Regions from separate parts of the Homo sapiens genome. Here region 2 is linked to region 1. Evidence: chromatin loops called from intact Hi-C (ENCODE). Cell type or tissue: dorsolateral prefrontal cortex. All regions are shown on one strand. Each heading gives the region's core, and the rest is flanking DNA. Links, peaks and the distances in the headings are about the cores only. Region 1 overlaps TPO (thyroid peroxidase). Region 2 overlaps SNTG2 (syntrophin gamma 2).

Region 1 (10,132 bases), core at 638-5,637:
GGCCGGTGGGAGGAGGAAAGTGATTCTGAGGGAGAGGCTGGAGCCTTAAGGACCAACAAGGCAAAGTGACTTGTCTCATCCTCCAGAGATTCACCAACACATGAGCCTCAGACCCCAGGCTTCTGCCTCCAGCAGCCGCCCTGCCGCACACTGCTCTTACTCCTCCTTATACCCTCACTCACGGGGAACACAGCCCAGTGATCCCGGAGGAAACTCACTCCCTCCCTGACTCAACAAGGCAGTCTCGGGGGCACCGTTAGCCACGCGACCCTGTAAAGCTGCCGTCCTCATTTCACATGTGAAGCAGCTGAATTCCAGAGTGCTGGGTCCCAGCCCAGGCAGCCCTCAGCCTCACGCAAGGCAATAGTTAGGAGTCCTTCGGCATTGAAAGCAAACTCAGACACATCTGACCTGGAGTTCTACCTGCACTAAGAGAAGAGAGTGGTAACTAATTCATGGATAAAACAGACCATCGAGGCAGCACTGAATGATCTCACCCACGAATGACAACAGTGGCACAGGAGGGCTATGAACATTTTGCTTCAGGATGTTTTATTTCGCTCTACTGTTATGTAGAGAAAGCATGGTTTGCTTTTTATAACTTTTGTGACCCAAAAATACCAGACTGTTGTTTTCCCTAGGTGCCAGGCCATCCTGTTCTGTGTGTTCCCAAACTCTTAGTTTTGTTCATGTAAAACTCATGATTTCATAATTAAAACAATATTAAAATAAAACTCATGAATGATTTCATAATTAAAACAATATTAAAAATATCCTGGCAAATTTCACAAATTGCCCTTATCACACCGGTAAGCAGCCCGTTCTCACACTGCCATAAAGAACCACTGAGACTGGGTCATTTAGAAAGAAAAGAGTTTTAACTGGCTCTGGGTTGCGCAGGTGGTGCAGGACGCATGGTGCTGCCATCTGCTCGGCTTCTGGGGAGGCCTCTGGAAACACAGTCATGGTGGAAGGGGCAGGGTAGGAGGCCCATCACAGGCTGGGAGCCAGGAGCCGGGAGGCAGAGGGGCAGCCACACATGGAGACCACCAGATGGCAGGGGACTCACTGCACAGGACCAAGAGGGGTGGTGCTGGACCCTTCCTGAGAACCCACCCTGTGATCCCACCGCCTCCCAACAGGCCCCTCCTCCAACACTGGGAGTGACAATTCCACATGAGACTGGGTGGGACACAGACCAAACCATATCAACACCCAGGGAAGGGACAGGACCCAGCTTCTGCAGAGGAGCTGCTGAGAGTTCCCATCAGCAGGTGAGGAGAGACGCAGGGAATCGCAGCAACGCACAACACATCAGCACCCGCTCTGGGCAGTGAAGGGAGGTGGCCGCCCAACCTCAGGATCATTTCCACGAAGGGAACACAGGCCTCCTACTTCCAGCTGCTGCCCTGCCATGCACTGGAACACACTGACTGGGGAGCGGTCTTCCCTTCCACCTCGGAGCCTCTTGCTGACACCAAAACAAGGAACCCTGGCTTGATGCGGTGCCTGCATGACCTCTGCCCTCTGGGATTAGCCAGAAGGAGTAGTGCCATATAGTGATGGTTAACACCAGGCCTCAACCTGGCTGGCTGGAGGGAGGCCCAGCTGGCCGGTGAGATCTTGTCTCAGCCTCAGCTAGATGGATGGATAAGAGGATGAGCTGTTTTGGAGGAGACTGGGCTGTGAGTCAGCAGACTGAGGGGGAAGACCTGCCTGAATGCAGGGTAGGCACCATCCAATCCCGGATAGAACTAAAAGGTAGCTGTGTCTGTCTCCTAGAGCTGGGACACCCTTCTTCTCCTGCCCTTGGACATCAGCACTCTAGCCTCTTGGCCTTCAGACTCTGGGCTTGCACTAGCACTCCCTGCCCTGGGCTCTCAGGCCTTCAGCCTTGGACTGAGTCATGCCATTGTCTTCCCTGGCTCTGAGGCCTTGCAACTCGGGTCCTGAGTCACATGACCGGCATCCCAGAGTGTCCAGCTCTAAGACAGCCTGTCCTGGGACTTCTCACCTCCACCATCACATGAGCCAGTGCTCCTATTGAATATCCTCTTTCCATCCACCTAGTTAGCTATCTGTTTGTCTATCTATCTATCTATCTATCTATCTACTCTAAGACAGGCTGTCCTGGGACTTCTCACCTCCACCATCACATGAGCCCATTCTCCTACTGAATATCCTCTTTCCATCCATCTAGCTAGCTATCTGTTTATCTATTATTATCTATCTATCTATCACCTGTCTATCTATATAGCTACCTACCTATGTAGCCTATTGGTTCTGTCTCACTGCAGAGCCCTGACTATAGTGATACACATATTTTAAGAGTCCCTGGATGATTACACACTGATGGCTCACAACCTTGACAATCCCCGATGATGGGATCAGCCTTAATTCGTCTGCAGCATCTTCACAGTGCTACAATCCTGACACTCCTTGGGGTCAAAGAGTTTTAGAGTATTAGTTACTTAATGGGTATAATGATCTTGGTTGATATGCTGCCAGGATTTGTAACAATTTTGCCAAATCTCAATCGATTTAAAGATCTAACTGAGAAGATTGTGCCTGGCTAAGTATCCAGGGAGTTGGTCAGCTTCCTTCCCAGGTCTTTCTGTGTCTGTCACACCATCCACTCACTTTGATTATTTCTGTTGGGCCACTCACAGGAGAATTTCAGGCAAACTGGCCGCGGCTTTGGCCTCTTACTGGGATAATTGGTACCGTGTTAGCCCTGGAGAACACCCCAAGGTCACTCTGTACAGCCCCTTGATTTTGGAGAGGAAATAGCTGAGTCCCAGGCATTGGAAGTGAATTGCTTAGAGTCACGTAACAAATTTAAGTTCAGGAAGAGATGACAACACACTTCACCATCAGCACTTGGTAAGACTGCCTCACCCCTGCCACGGCGCTAACAGCCCACATCTCTACCAAATTGTGTTTGCTATTTGGGTGGCTGCTGCTTCCATATTAAACATTCTGCTATTCGTGAATGACTCTGGCCAAATTAATGAAAGCCATACAGCCTGCTGGGCTTGTAACACCCATTCCTTATGAATATTACACATGTTGGACCACGTTCACCCAGCAGTCCCCCAGGAGCGGGGGTTCTGAGTGTATGGGGCCCTACAAGTCATAGGTATCTCACTAAGGATGTAATTTCTGAGTGAATTGACCTTTCCTTCGTGAAAAAGAAAGAGGGAAATTGTATCCTAGCAAATGCGGGTTTCCATGAGCAGACACCCCCACCTGCTGGGTGACTTGGGAAACAGCAGAATCACCATTTTTCCTGACCTGCATCTTCCTTCCGCTCAAAGAGCACACGTGTCTGTTTCGTTCCAGGGCGCTGGATACATGCGTTGCACATGGAAACCTTATTATTGTACTTTTTGGGTTTTTCATGCTTATAGTTAAACATCACCACTTTCTCACTCAGCTGTGAATGTCAAGAGCCTTGTGCCCTGTGGGCTTACTGAGCTCTGGAATAAGGGAGAGAACCTCATGACATCCATGTCAGCAATAGCTTTGCAGATGCCTTCGCAAAAGCCACAGACCCCAGACATGCTAAGGACAGGAACTGCTCATTGCTTACGGACTTACTTACCCGAGCATCCACTTAGGGCCGACAGACGGTAAGATTGACGAGAAGGCCAGGAAAGGACAAAGGCTGGAAGGTGCATGTCCTCCGCACCTGCAGGCAGCTGCTGAGTTCAAACAGTGAAGGGCGTCGGGCCCAGAGAGAGCCCAGAGCCTCTGTGAACCTGGAGCTTTCCTAATAAAGTGTGCTCCCTGGGCAGTGAGAGTTTCTACAGAATGCGTGGTGTGGCCTCGGACTCAGGGGTGTGCGTCCTCCCTGTGGACAGATGGATGAAGCGGAAACTCCAGACAGACGGAAGCACGGTCTATGAAGAAAGCCTACCCAGGACACAGCACACGTGGAGATGTCAGCACATGCGGGGTTTGGGAGAGGCTCACGGTCTCTTCGCTCATGACTTCCTGCAACCAAGAATGCAATCTGCAGTTAGGGCACCGGACTGGGGGTCGTGGAGGAACACTATCCCTAGGGTTAGGGGGAGCACTATCCCTGGGAGTCAAGGAGGGAGCACTGTTCTTGGGGTTGGGGGCAGCTCCAGGCCTGGGGAAAGTGGGAGCACGACCCCTGGTGGAGCGGGGAGGGAGCACTTGACCTGGGGCTGGGAGAGACAAGTAGGTCTTGGGTTTGGGGTTCAGACCCTGCAGGTTTCCGTCTCTGCCTGTGTTGGTTTCCCGGGGTTGCGTCATGGACTCCCACACACAGGGTGGCCCCACACAGGGAATGGACACTGTCCCCGTGGCAGAGTCCAGCACTCCCAGGTGGAGGTGTCTGTGGGGCCGCGCTCCCTCTGGAGGCTCTTCGGGGCCCTTCCTTGTCTCTTCCAGGTTCTGGGGGCTCCAGGCAAACCTGACCGGGGCTGCCCCATTCCAATTCCGCTGCCTCCACGTCTCCTTTCCCTCTGTCTGTGGAAAACCCCTCCACTTCCCTTTGGAATGGGCCTGGGTTGTGGCACTCAGGCTCCCCCAGGTGGTCCAGGCAGCTCTCCTGTTCTCCAGACCCTTAATCTTTTCCCTCTAAAGATCCTTTTTCTTTCTCCACGTAAGGTCTCGTTCACAGGTTCCAGGGACTCGGATATCTTTCAGGCAATCAGTTTCCAGCCTTCCACATCGCCATGAACTTTCTGGAATAAAACCTCAAATCCTAACTAACTCTGCATTTGCACAATTTAAATAATCAATATTTACTGTCAAGAAGAGACACCTCTCAAAAACTGAAATCCTGTGATCAGTGAAATAAGTACGTCATGTGAGTATATCGATAAGCATTACACAAAGAAAGACAGAAACACACACTGCACACACACCCAAAACCCCTCACACCACCCACCACACACACACACAGCCACAAATCACTCACACCACCCACCGCACACACACACCCAAAAATCACTCACACCACCCACCACACACACACACCCAAAAATCACTCACACCACCCACCACACACACACACACACACAGCTAAACATCACTCACACCACCCACCACACACACACACACCCCCAAAACCACTCACACCACCCACCATACACACACACCACATACACGTCCCCACAGTCAAAAATCACTCACACTTCCTACCACACACACACCACACCTGCACACACACCACACAGACACACCACATACCACACCTGCACACACAGACATCACACCACCACTCCTGTTTAGGAGTATGGAAGGGCTTTCTTTCACCCGATCAGTGAAGGGGAATCAACCCTTAAGAACTACCGGGCGCGGTGGCTCACGCCTGTAATCCCAGCACTTTGGGAGGCCGAGGCGGGCGGATCACGGGTCAGGAGACCGAGACCATCTTGGCTAACACGGTGAAACCCCGTCTCTACTAAAAAAATATAAAAAAAATTAGCCGGGCGTGCTGGCGGGCACCTGTAGTCTCAGCTACTCAGGAGGCTAAGGCAGGAGAATGGCACGAACCCAGTAGGTGGAGATCGCACCACTGCACTCCAGCGTGGGTGACAGAGTGAGACTCCATCTAAAAAAAAAAAAAAAAAAAAAAAACTCTACCAACAAAAAAATGACACTTCATTGGTCAGTGACAGACTATTTAAGGATAAATATTTTTAGTCAGTGTTTAACTTATGTACATAAAAACTCAATGAAATCATAAGACAGCATTAAATAGCTTGTTTAAAATAAACCGAGGGAACTCGCCTCTTGGGAATCTTTAAAGAAAAATCTTTAAAGAATGAAACAGTGGTCAGAGCCTCTTTGCTTTACCATTAAAAAAAAATGTAATGCACTTTTCATGACTGCCATTTTTGCAGGCAATTTCAGATGCATTTTCTACCTCCCCCATCGGGGTTCAAAACGCAGTACCCCAAATGCAGCACCTTGGTGAATGGCCTGCTTTGAGCTGAGGGAGATCTGGAAGTCAACAGAAGCAAGAAGTCCTCTCTGGCCTTCACCCTTCTTCCCACTACAAAGGCCATAATGGAAACTAGGGCTCTTCTCCCTGAAAGCAAGCCGTAAAACCTGGGAGGGTAGCTCTCTGCCTCCCCGCTTCTCCCGGAAGGTTGAGTGTCTGTGTCCTGCTGGGCACCCAGGGGACGATCCCAGCACAGACCCAGGAAGGATTCTGCCAAGGGGCCTGGCCAGGCTCCCGGCTCACCAGCTCCAGGGCACGCCTTTCTGTCCACTCCCAGAACCCCCTGGTTCCTGCTTCCTTCCTCAGGCTTAGCAGAAGAATTCCGTTTCCCGGGGCCTTGGGTCCTCATGTGTGGCGGAAGGCTTTGGCTAAACACATGTGCCATGCCCTCCTGTCAGTGTGACTTTGGGTGCAGGGGTGTCCACCACGAGCCTTGCAATGGGTAAGGAGAAGGAAACTGTCTCCGGGATGGACTGGCCCCACACCCCTCCCTCCTGCCCTCACCCACCCTTGGTCTCTACAGGAGCGAGTTTCATCCCAGGCTGAGCCCAGTCCCCGGGGCCAGCACCTGTCTGCAGAGTACCTCCAGTCCTCAGTCCTGGTAAGTAACTGGATCCCGGAGCAGCTGCAGCCAGTGGCTGTGCAAGTCTGCCCTTCTGCCTGGCAGCTCTTTTCCTAGAGCAGTGATTCATACTTAACAGGCGCTCCAGGGAGAGCATAAAAGTGACCACCCCAAGGAGAAAAGCAGAGGGGCCAAGCTTTGATGGCTCCCATTGAGAAGTTTCATGAGATAATCCAAGGAGAAAGATGAGTACAGTGCCTGCCAGTAACAGTTACTCAGTGGCTTCTAGGTCCCTCCAGTCACAGTTACTCAGTGGCTTCTAGGTCCCTCTCTCGGAAACCAGACTGACATTCCTGAGGCTGCAGGGCAGGTAAGCCTTGGCCCAGAGGGAGGCAGAGAACAGGCATATGGTGCAGAACAGGCATAGTGCAGAGGTGGATGCACATTTTCCAGATTGGTTCGAATTTTTCAGGACATCCATTTTGTGCTGTGGCCCCACCCCAGCCACGTAAATAGGGACAAGTTCCACCTGCCATAGGACACCGCCCGCCCCCTCTCCAGACACCTGCCTCTTCTCTTCTGCAGCTGACAGCAGGGCTTCTCCTGCTGGGTCTGCAGGCCTCCATCAGGCCCTGGCTTTGGGGGCTCACCCCAGCCCATCTCATGCAGCACTGTTGGTGCAAAGGTGTCCCTGCTCCAGGGCTGGGCTCCTGTAGACCAGCAGAGGCTGACTGAGCTGGACCCGTGGGCTGGGGGACTTTGACCTGGTTCTGTTGAGTCAACTGACCTGCCTGAGGGTACTGCTACTGCTGTCACCCAGAGTGCAATCAATCACAGGCCCTGTGCCCGCATTTCACAGCTAAGGAATGGCAGATCCTGTGCGGGGAGGGAAGGAAGGAAGGGAGAAATGGAGGGAGGGAGGCAGGGAGGAAAGTGTACAGGGAGAGACAGAGCGCAGGGCTGCTGGATGGAGAGACCTGGACCGGGCCAGGCTTGGCCGTGTGAGGAGCGCCTGTCCTTCTAGGGACCTTGGAGATCAGGGAGCAGGCTGCTGACAAACGACTTATTTCTCCTCCCTCTGAACTCCCAAATTCCCAGAAATCTGCCTCGAAAGTGGGGAGAGCAGAGAGGCTGTGAGGTTGGACCGAGGGGGCCCACGGCCTCACCCTCCTTCCCACGTGGGCCACCCCTGGACGCTTCGTTCGCAAGCCTGATATTGTCCTAAGATGTGGTTTGATTTTTAAGGGCGGAGAGATGGGCTCAGCTGCTGGTGGAATCCAGCCCCTCCGTCTTTGCGGGATGTGGGGTCTCTGCCTCCTGCAGTGACAGCACCGGCATGACCCAGCCTGGCTTCCCGCTCCCAAGCGCGGGCACCTGCGGCCGAAGACGCGGCTCCGCAGCGCCACCTAGTGGCCGCCCAGCCTCTCCCCAAAGCGGAGCCTTAGGACGAAGCTCCCTTTCCCCGAGGTCCCTGCAGGTTTCTGTGGAGCCTGGGAGTCTGAATTACTGTCTCCCGGGTGATTCCTAACCCTGGAAACTCGCTGCTGCTCCCTGGGGCTGGTGGTCGTGCCAGTTGCTGCGTCAGAGCAGTTGGGCGCCCACAGGCTGAGGACGCCGGGGCCAGGGTGAGGGTGAGGCTCCACCTCAGGGCTCCAGAGACCGAGTTTTGCACTTGACACTTCCTTAACCTTCGAAAGCCTGATTCCTTCTTATCGCCCTGAGGGCCTGAGGTCCCCTATCTGCATGATGGAGGGGTTGGATACCATGGTCTTGAAGACCTTCCATTCCTAGGGTGACAAGATTCTAACCACATTGCACATGGAACACTTCTCGGTGCAATGACCCCAAACAACATCCCAGCCTGTGCAGTTCCCACTCCCAGAGATCCGAAAGTCGGTGGGTGACGACCCACGTGTGAAAGGGGCTCTAGAGAGCTGCCTACAGTCTCATGTCCCCCCACCCACCGCCCTCCGTGTGCTCAGCACCTGAACGTCTTCACAGAGACAGGGCAGAGTCTGTTTAAAAGGAAGCTCCGACAGTCTCCCTACGAAGAGATGGCCGCCACCTCAGGCACGTGGGATATTTCTGGGGATGGAATTGTCGCAATAATGAGGAAATCCCCTGTGGTTTAATGGGCAGAGTCCCAAAGGTGCTTGACATCCTGACCAGCACAAGGCAGCCCACCTCCTGCAGAAACTGTGAAAAAAAGGCAAGAAAAGTATACCCATAACTAATTTGAGTGGTTGTAATGTACACTGAAACAAAAAAGTCTTTTCAATTTTTTTTTCTTTTTGAGATGGAGTCTCACTCTGTCGCCCAGACTGGAGTACAGTGGCACGATCTCGGCTCACTGCAACCTCTGCCTCCCAGGTTCAAGCTATTCTCCTGCCTCAGCCTCCCTAGTAGCTGGGATTACAGGTGTCTGTCACCATACCAGCTAATTTTTGTATTTTTAGTAAGATGAGGTTTCACCATGTTGGCCAAGCTGGTCTCTAACTCCTGGCCTCAGGTGATCTGCCCACCTCGGCCTCCCAATGTGCTGGGATTACAGGTGTGAGCCACTGCACCTGACCCTTTTCCCGATTTTAATTGCACTAAACTTCCATAGAATGCTGACAGCGCATAAACATGATAATGTGTCTTTGCAATTTTCAAGCTTAAATACTTAGAATCCAAAAATATGATGAAGTGTGGAGTTTATTTGAACACGAAGTTGGAGGATAGTCACATAGGAAACACAGACTCTCAAAATGGAAAGTTAAAGTCTCATTTACATAGTCAGAGGCAGAGGTTTAACAGGTTGCAGCATTTTCCAACAAGATCAAGACATAGGTTATAGCGATTTGACTTGATTGGTCACAGCTCGCTACACTAAGGAAGCTTGTTTTAACATCCCATAAGGAAGGGTAATGGTCTTGAGGCGGTCTCACCTCTGGTACCATTCAGTCTTTCCTAATCATTACAGGACAAGAATGAGGAAGAGATTTGACCCAGAATAAAGAAGCAGAAGGTGCAGCTTCACACCATGCGACGCAGGCCCCACAGCCACGTTCCTCTCAAGGCTCAAAATCAGGTACGGTTCCAACAGCTTTCAGTTTGGATTAATTTCACATCTCCCCTTTTCAACATCAACATGATCCTTTTGAAGAAAGCTTAGTAGCTGAATGCAGATGGTTTGGGAATCTCTGTATGTTTAGGGGCTTAGCCCCAGATACTTAGGAAGGTTCACTCCTAGGACGTTGTCTCCCATGTCTAGGGCCATGTGCCAAGCTGTACAGAACTGACGGGGCATAGGCCGAACCTGGAGCCACATGAAGGAAGTGACGTGGTGACCTTGGTCAGGCTACACAGCTGCATTGTCCGTTAATGGGATTCTGTGAGTGACGATTATTTTAGTATCTTCAGTTGTGAACTGACTCCATTGCACACCAATGCCAGAGCAGGGAAGACAAAACAGGCCAGAACCCAACCAACGATTGATTAACAGCTGCTTCTGCCAAGTTCCCCAAGACCTAAACCAGCTGCTTAACCAACTGTGTGGAGAGGTTTTGGATCTGAAAGTTTTGTTATTGGGTTTTCATATCGGTAAT
Region 2 (10,132 bases), core at 2,830-7,829, 320 kb before region 1:
TGTCTCTGTCTCTGTCTCTGTCTCTGTCTCTCTCTCTCTCTGTCTCTGTCTGTGTCTCTCTCTGTCTCTGTCTCTGTCTCTCTCTGTCTCTCTCTGTCTCTGTCTGTCTCTGTCTCTGTCTCTCTCTGTCTCTGTCTCTGTCTCTCTCTGTCTCTGTCTCTGTCTCTCTCTGTCTCTCTCTGTCTCTGCCTATCTCTGTCTCTCTCTGTCTCTCTCTGTCTCTGTTTCTCTCTGTCTCTGTCTCTGTCTCTCTCTGTCTCTCTCTGTCTCTCTCTGTCTCTCTCTGTCTCTCTCTGTCTCTCTCTGTCTCTGCCTATCTCTGTCTTTGTCTCTCTTTTTCTCCCTCTGCAGCCTCTCAGTCGAGGATCTTTTCTTTTCACCTCTGAGGATTATTCGTTTTTTTTCATTTTGACTGTAAGGGATTAGCGCCCTGTCTATGAAAAGATGCTGCAAAGTCTCCGCTTTTGGACATTAAGATCTTTTCTTCGTATCCAAGCAAGATAAATTCGTAACAAGTTGTCTGCTTTAAACATTAATTTGATTTTTCTTTCCTTTGTGTGTGGAGATTTCATAGGCTATCAGAGTTTGTGATGAAAATGAACAGGAGGGGCTTCTTAAGCTGGAGGTGCTGGATCGCTGTAGAGGAAAGTGGTGCAGTGATGGAGGGCGTCTCCCTGTCCTGCCTGCTGCTGGAGGTGCTGGATCGCTGTAGAGGAAAGCGGTGCAGTGATGGAGGGCGTCTCCCTGTCCTGCCTGCTGCTGGAGGTGCTGGATCGCTGTAGAGGAAAGCGGTGCAGTGATGGAGGGCGTCTCCCTGTCCTGCCTGCTGGTGGAGGTGCTGGATCGCTGTAGAGGAAAGTGGTGCAGTGATGGAGTGCGTCTCCCTGTCCTGCCTGCTGCTGGAGGTGCTGGATCGCTGTAGAGGAAAGTGGTGCAGTGATGGAGGGCGTCTCCCTGTCCTGCCTGCTGCTGGAGGTGCTGGATCGCTGTAGAGGAAAGCGGTGCAGTGATGGAGGGCGTCTCCCTGTCCTGCCTGCTGCTGGAGGTGCTGGATCGCTGTAGAGGAAAGCGGTGCAGTGATGGAGGGCGTCTCCCTGTCCTGCCTGCTGGTGGAGGTGCTGGATCGCTGTAGAGGAAAGTGGTGCAGTGATGGAGGGCGTCTCCCTGTCCTGCCTGCTGCTGGAGGTGCTGGATCGCTGTAGAGGAAAGTGGTGCAGTGATGGAGGGCGTCTCCCTGTCCTGCCTGCTGCTGGAGGTGCTGGATCGCTGTAGAGGAAAGCGGTGCAGTGATGGAGGGCGTCTCCCTGTCCTGCCTGCTGCTGGAGGTGCTGGATCGCTGTAGAGGAAAGTGGTGCAGTGATGGAGGGCGTCTCCCTGTCCTGCCTGCTGCTGGAGGTGCTGGATCGCTGTAGAGGAAAGTGGTGCAGTGATGGAGTGCGTCTCCCTGTCCTGCCTGCTGCTGGAGGTGCTGGATCGCTGTAGAGGAAGGCGGCGCAGTGATGGAGGGCGTCTCCCTGTCCTGCCGTGGAGGTGCTGAATCGCTGTAGAGGAAAGCAGCGCAGTGATGGAGGGCGTCTCCCTGTCCTGCCTGCAGCCCGGGCACTGATCTTGTGTCTCTGCCAACTGCGTCGGATTCCTCAGTGCATCCTGGGATCCCTGTGCTCCTAGCCCCACAACCACAGCTGTGGCCAGAGTCATTTTACCATGAACCCCTCACCTCAATTTCCTGGCACCCTCCCCATTACAACTAAACATGAACCAAAGTCACTGAGTTTTCCTGATGCTGAAAGGGGAGAACTATCAGTGACATCATTCGTATTGGGCCAAATTAATCCCCAAAGAGGGAGGAGCCAGGCGTGTCTGGTGGAAAGAGTGGATGGAGAAGGTTTTAAAGGCACGAGACCTTCAGGGTGTACATGACCTCAGCACACTAACCTGGCTCTGAAGACCTCGTTTTAGTCAGTGTGGGCTGCCATAGCCCAGTTCCACAGATGGGTGACCTTAGTTCCACAGATGGGTGGCCTTACGCAGCACACAGATGGGTGGCCTTATGCAGCAGACATGCGTCCCTCGAGCTCTGGAGGCCGTAGCCCAATTCCACAGATGGGTGGCCTTATGCAGCAGGCATGCGTCCCTCGAGCTCTGAAGGCTGCAAGTGCAGGGTCAGGTGGTCAGTCTGGTGAGGGCCTGTCCTGCATTGCAGATGGCACCTTCTCTCTGTGTCTCCCTGTGGAGGAAGGGGTGAGGGTCTCCCTGCGGCCTCTTCTGTAAGGGCACAGACCCCGTCAGGCTGCACCCTCAGGACCTCATCACCTCTCAAAGGCCCCACCTTCCAACACGACTGCCTCGGGGGCTAGGATTTCAACACTGAACGTTTGGGGAGCCACGTTCAATCCACTGGGAATTTGACCCCAGACTTGGGGATGGGAGTTGCTAGGGACACTCCACTTTTAGGAATTAGGCCAAACTTTTCCATTACTATGGAAGTCACACTCTTCAAAAACTGGATTTAATTTCATTTTTTCTTCTATCTGTGCCTCTGCCTGGAGCACAGTCCTGGGGATGCCACCTGACCCTTGACCTTTGACCTGGCTTCCCAGCCTCCTCATCCCCCTCTCGCCTCCTCTGCTGCATGGCCACCCCTCCTGTTACCTGCTCTGTGCTTACCTCAGAGACCAAATCTCCCCATGCTCTGCCTCCCAGGCCCCTCACCTGGAGTGTCCCAAGGCCTCTCTGATGCCGCGTGCCCAGCGTGGGAGGAGGAGGTACAGACAGAACCCTCGGCGGCATCTGCAGAATGCATTCCATGTTCCCCTCACCTCATTCTCAGTCTTATCTGGAAACGCAAAACTATCCTCCTGGCTGAATGGTTTCCTGTTGTAGAGATTTTTATGTTTACCTGGACTGGGTCCAGTCTGCAGGCCTTGCCTGGGTGTTCTGAATCGGGGCTCGCCTCACTCTATGGCTCATTTCAGACGCAGCGTTTCCATCCCAGGAGAAAGAATGGAAGCCGTGATAACTCAGGTCACAAGAGTGGTTACGTTCCTGGAGTTCACGGAACCCCTCCAGCAGGTGCAGTTGTGTTTAACACCTAAACAAATATATAGGAAAAATGCAGTGTTAGGCAGGAAAACATTGAGCTGTGTAAGCAGTGGCCATTCACGTGGCTTTAATGTACAGAAGAGGCTCTTTGTTAGTTAAGAACTGAGGTTGTGAATCGGAGACTGAGTTCTTTATAAAGCTCACTTGTGTATGTGTGTCCCTGCCTTAACCACTTCTGGCCTTATGAGTCACCTTGGGAAAATTGGTGAATCTACATCCTCCTTGATTTCTTCATCTTTAACATTATAACAACAGGACTTTCTTCATAGGATGATTGTGAGGGCTAAAACCACTGCAGCATATAAAGTAATTTACACGGTGTTTATTACAAGGTGTGCAAGAATATGTGCCAGCTGGTTCTTTTTATCCTCGTTTTAAATGCAGTTGTTAGTAATCTATGTGTTATCCGTCCTCATTTCTCCCAAAAGTATTAAATATTTAAAGACGTATGCAGGAGTATGAAAAGAATCAGGATGCTTTTGTGAAAGGAGCCTAAGAATTCTTTGCACATCGTTGACCGGTCGTAAAGTAAGCCGCAGAAAAGCAGTGCCAGGAGGTGGAATTGCGCATCCTTGTGTCCGGTCCTCTCTTGAGAGTCGGCTTTTACTGCTTTTGTGGTTCTGTAAAGTCCGTAGCTTACGGTTGGCAGGAAACATTGACGGGCGGCTCTTTGAGCCAGCGCTTCTGTCATTCCTGTGCACACTCAGTCCTGTGACCTCCCAGTGTGGGACAAAGCTCCACTCACGTCTGCATTTTGGGGTGGAATTTAAGCACCGTCTGGACTAAGAAATCATTGCAGAGACGTTCGTTCCCAGGGATCTGAATGAAGTAGAAAAGTGCAGATGCTCAGGGATGATTCGTCCTGCTCTTGAGTGACACCAGGTCTTTCTCATCTTTGACTCAGGAGGTGCAGCCCACGGTGTGTGCAGCTTAGCACACCTGGGCAGGGCACAATCTGAGGGCACACGGAGGCCCATTAACACCAGCCGTGTATTCAGTGATCAGATTTTATGTGGGAAACATTTCTTGACCACCATTTAATACCATTCACTACACTGGAAAAAAGAAAAAAAAAAACCTTGCTGTGGATTATGTGATTAAATGATAACTTTCAAAAACATATTAAAACTTTCAAAAATGCATTAAAGTTGGAATGTAAGGCATTCTATTGACCAATACCAAATTCTACTGGTTTATAACCATTGATTTTGATTCCATGGGCTTTGAGATAGCCTGTTAGGTTATTGTCAATTTAGAGGAAACCTACATGGTTATGTCATTAGAAAGGTGGATTTGGATTTTAAAATGAAGGTTGATCCCTGGAAGAGGACCTGGAGGACTGTTGAACACAATGTGTGTTTCTCAAAAACGGGATGATTGCTCAGAATGTTCTCCATGTACATGGCGCCCATTCTGCCAGTCACCCAGCTTCATAGAGGTTAAATCGGAAGCATAGGCAGCAGTGGGTGGGGCCGTGCCACGCTCCATCCCCAGCACCAACTGGGAATACAGGCGGCATTTCCGTTGGAATCACCCCATCAGTATGGAAAGACACAGGAAACCAAAGCTCTGCTAAATGGAGGTGCAAGGCCTCGAGGCCATGACAGTGACCTCCTGGACACGGAAGCCTGTGATACACCAAGGCTCACACCGAGAGAAACGTGGGACCCAGCTTGTGAAGGACACTCTTCGACTGAACTGAGAGAAAAGGTGGAGACCAAGCCAGGCTTCTTATCTTAATTTTCTTCAGCTATAGGTAAAACCGCAAGTCTCTTATGCAAAATAGTTATAGAAAACTAAATTTTGAGAGATTAGGACTTAGTCCCAGTAAATTTAGCCTGTAAGAATCTTTTAGACTGTTTTATTTTTATAGACAATAAATCTATCTCTGTTTCAAATTGATTGTATTTTGAATTTTTAACAGTAACTTCACTCATTATGTAAAGTGAACTCTTAAAATGTGTTTGTTTTTTCAAACATGAGGAATTTGAGCCCATAATCAAGCCCATTAGACACACTTCACAGCACCTGTAACAGGCAGCTGCCTTGCTTCCCTGGACAGAAAGCAGGTGCCCTGCGTGCTGTCTGCCCTAAGGGAGAGGTGCGATGTATAAGTGTCCTTGTACATTCAGCACCACCCCAACTGTGTATTTTAAATCAGTGTTTACATTTTTATAGAGTTATTTTATCATCACTGAAAGAGGTTCTGCGGTGTTTTCTCCTAAGTTAATTCTGCATTTGCCCTTAACAACAAAACCAAACCAAACATACAAAATCTCTTCCAGTGATGATGAAATAGCTCTTGAACAGAAGCAAACAAAACATGCATTTATTTCCAAGCAGGAATTGAGCACCTACTGTGTGCACTTTCCAGGGTAGGAAGGATTCCTATAGGACTAACAGCCTGTCCAGCTGATGGCTGCTATGCCGAGGCCACGGATGGGTGGAGGACAGTCGGCCCCTGGCTGGTGTCCAGCGTCTGCTGCTGCAGGTGGGTGTTCGCTCCGGAAGTGGAGGAGCCGCCCATGTGACTCTAATCAACAGCATTGTTGGTGTGGGAGGGAGAGTCACGGCAGACAGCCTTTGAGCTCGTCCGCTCCGCCACGAATCCGTTTCCCCACGGTATCCACCCTGGAGTCCTGCAGCTTCCACACAAGCTCCTCAGGCCTGTTGGAGTGTGGGCCTGTGCAGCCGCAGCTGGGGAAGCTGAGCTTGGGTCTCCACCAAAGTTAGGGCTTGAAGGTAGCACTGGCCTGTTGCGGTCAGCCTTGGTGTCTGTCCTCTGGTGGAATTAATCATTTCCTCTGAGACATGATTATGTTTTACAGTCAACTTGTATAAAATATAAACAAGTTCCCTGGTGATTCTTCTGCTCATACTGGTGCCGCTATTAAAGTTCTGCTGGGTGTAAGCGAGGGCACTTTGCTGCATTCTGTGGCACCAAACACCGCTCTGCTGGGCAGGTCGGACTCCATTCTAAAAATGAGGAAGAGAGCCTGAGAGGCTGGCAGCCTCCCGCCTCGTGCAGGGGATGAAGCCTCCCGCCTCGTGCTGGGGATGAGACAGCACCTGCAGTGTCCAGGCCTTTCTGCGACTCAAGGCTGGGGTCTGAGTGTCTGAGTGCTGCACTGTGTGGACTGAGTGCTGTACCATGTCTCAGATCTCAGCTAGTGCTTCTGTCATTCCCGTGCACACTCAGCCCTGTGACCTCCCAGCGTGGGATGAAGCTCCACTCACGTCTGCACTTTCGAGCTGGCGGGGGGCCCTCGTGGTCATGGACTGTGAATTACCCATGTTCACATGTGTGCTTAAAATGTGGCTTTGACATTTACAAAATATGGTTCTCTTAGGATCAGAGAACATGGACTGCAAGGCCGGCTCTGGCCCTGATCCATCTGGTTTCTGGCTGTGGTTCCCTGCTGGGGGGAGGAGCGCCTCTCTCTCACCCAGGCCCCGTTCAGCACAGCTGTCCAGCCCCTGGGAGACCCTCAACTTCCACTGCCATGGTCCATGCCTGCACACCCAGGCTCTTGCCCACCTTGGAGGGCCTGCTCTGGGCTTCCTTTTATCAACAGATCTCAACATTTTCTCACGTTACTTAGAAATTACTGCTGTGTCCCGGGCCCTGAGCCACTTGGTTTTAGGAAGCTGTGGACTAAAGGGACAGGAGCCGACTTTGGTGTTGGGTAAAAGCGCGGCCACGGCTTCTGTTGCTCCGTTCGTTGTCAGGTGTGCAGCCTCCACCCATGTTCCATTTGATAGTCCAGATAATTTTCACTCTGGATTCATGCAGGCTACTGTGTCCAGAATTGGTGGGTTCTTGGTCTCACTGACTTCAAGAACGAAGCCGCGGACCCTCGCGGTGAGTGTTACAGCTCTTAGGGCAGCGCGTCTGGAGTTTGTTCCTTCTGATGTTTGGATGTGTTCAGAGTTTCTTCCTTCTGGTGGGTTCGTGGTCTCGCTGGCTCAGGAGTGAAGCTGCAGACCTTCGCGGTGAGTGTTACAGCTCTTAAGGCGGTGCGTCTGGAGTTGTTTGTTCCTCCTGGTGGGCTCGTGGTCTCTCTGGCTTCAGGAGTGAAGCTGCAGACCTCTGTGATGAGTGTTACAGCTCATAAAAGCAGCGTGGACCCAAAGAGTGAGCAGTAGCAGGATTTATTGCAAAGAGCAAAAGAACAAAGCTTCCACAGTGTGGAAGGGGACCGGAGCGGGTTGCCACTGCTGGCTTGGGCAGCCTGCTTTTATTCTCTTATCTGGTCCCACCCACATCCTGCTGATTGGTAGAGCCTAGTGGTCTGTTTTGACAGGGTGCTGATTGGTGCGTTTACAATCCCTGAGCTAGATACAAAGGTTCTCCACGTTCCCATCAGGTTAGATAGAGTATTGACACAAAAGTTCTCCAAGGCCCCACTAGAGTAGCTAGATACAGAGTGTCCATTGGTGCATTCACAAACCCTGAGCTAGATACAGGGTGCTGATTGGCGTGTTTACAAACCTTGAGCTAGATACAGAGTGCCGATTGGTGTATTTACAATCCCTGAGCTAGACATAAAGGTTCTCCAAGTCCCCACCAGACTCAGGAGCCCAGCTGGCTTCACCCAGTGGATCCGGCACCGGGGCTGCAGGTGGAGCTGCCTGCCAGTCCCGCGCCGTGCGCTCGCATTCCTCAGCCCTTGGGTGGTCGATGGAACTGGGCGCTGTGGAGCAGGGGGCGGTGTTCATTGGGGAGGCTCGGGCCGCACAGGAGCCAATGGAGGGGGTGGGAGGCTCAGGCGTGGCGGGCTGCAGGTCCTAAGTCCTGCCCCGCCGGAAGGCAGCCAAGGCCCAGTGAGAAATTGAGTGCAGCGCCGGTGGGCTGGCACTGCTGGGGGACCCAGTACACCCTCCGCAGCCGCTGGCCCGGGTGCTAAGTCCCTTATTGCCCGAGGCCGGCAGGGCCGGCTGCTCCGAGTGCGGAGCCCGCCAAGCCTACGCCCACCCGGAACTCCAGCTGGCCCGCAAGCGCCGCACGCAGCCCCCGTTCCCGCTCGTGCCTCTCCCTCCACACCTCCCTGCAAGCTGAGGGAGTGGACTCCAGCCTTGGCCAGCCCAGAGAGGGGCTCCCACAGTGCAGCGGTGGGCTGAAGGGCTCCTCAAGTGCTGCCAAGGTGGGAGCCCAGGCAGAGGAGGCGCCGAGAGCGAGCGAGGGCTGTGAGTACTGCCAGCACGCTGTCACCTCTCACTACCAGGATACAGCATTGTTTTAATGATGAAGTTTTATTCTTTGAAATGGAAAAAGGAAACAAAGATCAGTGAGCAAACTTAGGCATGCTGTTGTGTTATGATGACCTGCCTGGTATATCAGACACAATTTTATAAACAGATGGCGCGGGCAGCCAGGATCAGAGGGACGGGCACTGGAAACTTGGATGTCTGGGGGCCGGGACTCAGGAGCAGTTTACAGAGAAGAAAAGGCCGATGCTGAAGCCGAGAAGATTTCGGGACAGTTCTGTGAGTGATGCCTTCACCTGGATGAAAAGCGAAGTCCCATTGTGATCACAGATCACCCTCTGTCCTGCCTGCTGCTGGGGGTGCCCACCTGGGTGGTCGAGGCCAATTGGTTGGTCTCGTTTGATCTCAGATAACCAAGAAGAAGCACTGAGCCCCTGGATGCTGGTTGTGCATCCCTGGAGTAAACGCAGATAACCATTCCACCTTGTGGGCAGCGCAGTGCCCAGATCCATGGGTCCCACCTTACGGATAGCACAGTGCCCTGGTCGACAGCGTGGGGCGCCAGACATTCCCAAGCCTAGGCCCGGGCCCCACACTCAGCAGCTCTTCAGCCCGGCCAGTGGCACAAGCCCCCGCTACCTACTGTCCTGTACCCTGTGCAGTTGAAATGACAGTGCCTCTTCCATAGGGTCACTGCAGGGGTGAAATAGATCTGAAACATAAGTTACTTAGGATAATGACAGTGCCTCTTCCGTAGGGTCACTGCGAGGGTGAAATAGATCCGAAACGTAAGTTACTTAGGATAATGACAGTGCCTCTTCCATAGGATCACTGCGAGAGGGAAATAGATCCGAAAGGTGAATTACTTAGGATAATGACAGTGCCTCTTCCATAGGGTCACTGCGAGGGTGAAATAGATCCGAAAGGTGAATTACTTAGGATAATGACAGTGCCTCTTCCATAGGGTCACTGCGAGGGTGAAATAGATCCGAAAGGTGACCTACTTAGGATAATGACAGTGCCTCTTCCATAGGGTCACTGCGAGGGTGAAATAGATCTGAAAGGTGACCTACTTAGGATAATGACAGTGCCTCTTCCATAGGGTAACTGCGGGGGTGAAATAGATCCAAAAGGTGAATTACTTAGGATAATGACAATGCCTCTTCCATAGGGTCACTGCGGGGGTGAAATAGATCCGAAACGTGAATTACTTAGGATAGAGCCTGGCACAAAGCCAGCTCGTAATGAGTGATGGCCTTTATTTAGTTCTCTGTTGTTGTTACAGCTACTGCTGCCACTATCATATATGACCAGTTCTTATAATCAGGTGACATGCCCCGCAGTGTGGGTATGAAAGGAAGCACAAGCCATTCAATGCAGCACTGTGCCCTCGCTCCAGATGGTCCCCAGTGGAGAGGAAAATGATCATGAGGATGTGCTAAATGTGCATATGCCAGCCATGAGCTCCTCCCTTCACCTCCCTCCTCTGTTTCCTTCTTACAGCCCAGTGGTGTGAGCCCATTGTCAGATGAGGGAACCCCACAGCGTGGCTGAGATAGGGTGGAGTCAGTCCTACCAGCAGGCAGCAGGCAGAGGGGAGTGTAGACACCACCTTCCCGTGACAAACCCAGGTGCTGGAATCCTGCTGGGTCTTCTCAAACATTTACTCACAAAGCAAACACTCACGTGTGCCTACTGAGTGCCAGGGCTGTTAGTGCTGGCCGTGGTGGAATGAACAAATGCAGGACGCCCTCTGTGCTGAGGCCCTCAGCAAACACACAGGCTCGTGATGGCTCCACGGCAAGATGCATGGACGTGCACA

The links. Hi-C counts contacts between places; a loop is a spot of excess contacts. Peaks named below come from ENCODE experiments on the same cell type or tissue, not always from the same donor. Only the 100,000 strongest peaks of a DNase experiment are listed, where the experiment ranks them.
Region 2: it touches region 1 in a loop (3-fold over the local background); 4 of 110 quality-filtered maps call a loop at or near these places.

Annotation. Positions count from the first base shown.
Region 1 is chr2:1,542,940-1,553,071 of GRCh38, forward strand. It overlaps TPO (thyroid peroxidase), which reads left to right. Exons shown (of 17, transcript NM_001206744.2): 17 at 1-734. It overlaps LALTOP (lung cancer associated lncRNA targeting TOP2A), which reads right to left. Exons shown (of 7, transcript NR_198949.1): 5 at 3,605-3,996. It overlaps LOC102723730 (a long non-coding RNA gene), which reads left to right and starts at 8,991. Exons shown (of 3, transcript NR_168373.1): 1 at 8,991-9,615; 2 at 9,799-9,918. RefSeq lists a silencer at 7,871-7,980. In dorsolateral prefrontal cortex, for the core only: a CTCF peak has its summit at 3,240 (motif pointing left); a DNase peak (open chromatin) is centred at 3,262.
Region 2 is chr2:1,221,840-1,231,971 of GRCh38, forward strand. The region is part of intron 9 of SNTG2 (syntrophin gamma 2); the gene reads left to right. Among named protein-coding and RNA genes, the nearest start is that of TPO, 190 kb to the right of the region's middle. In dorsolateral prefrontal cortex, for the core only: no CTCF peak of the experiment used is centred there; a DNase peak (open chromatin) is centred at 5,622.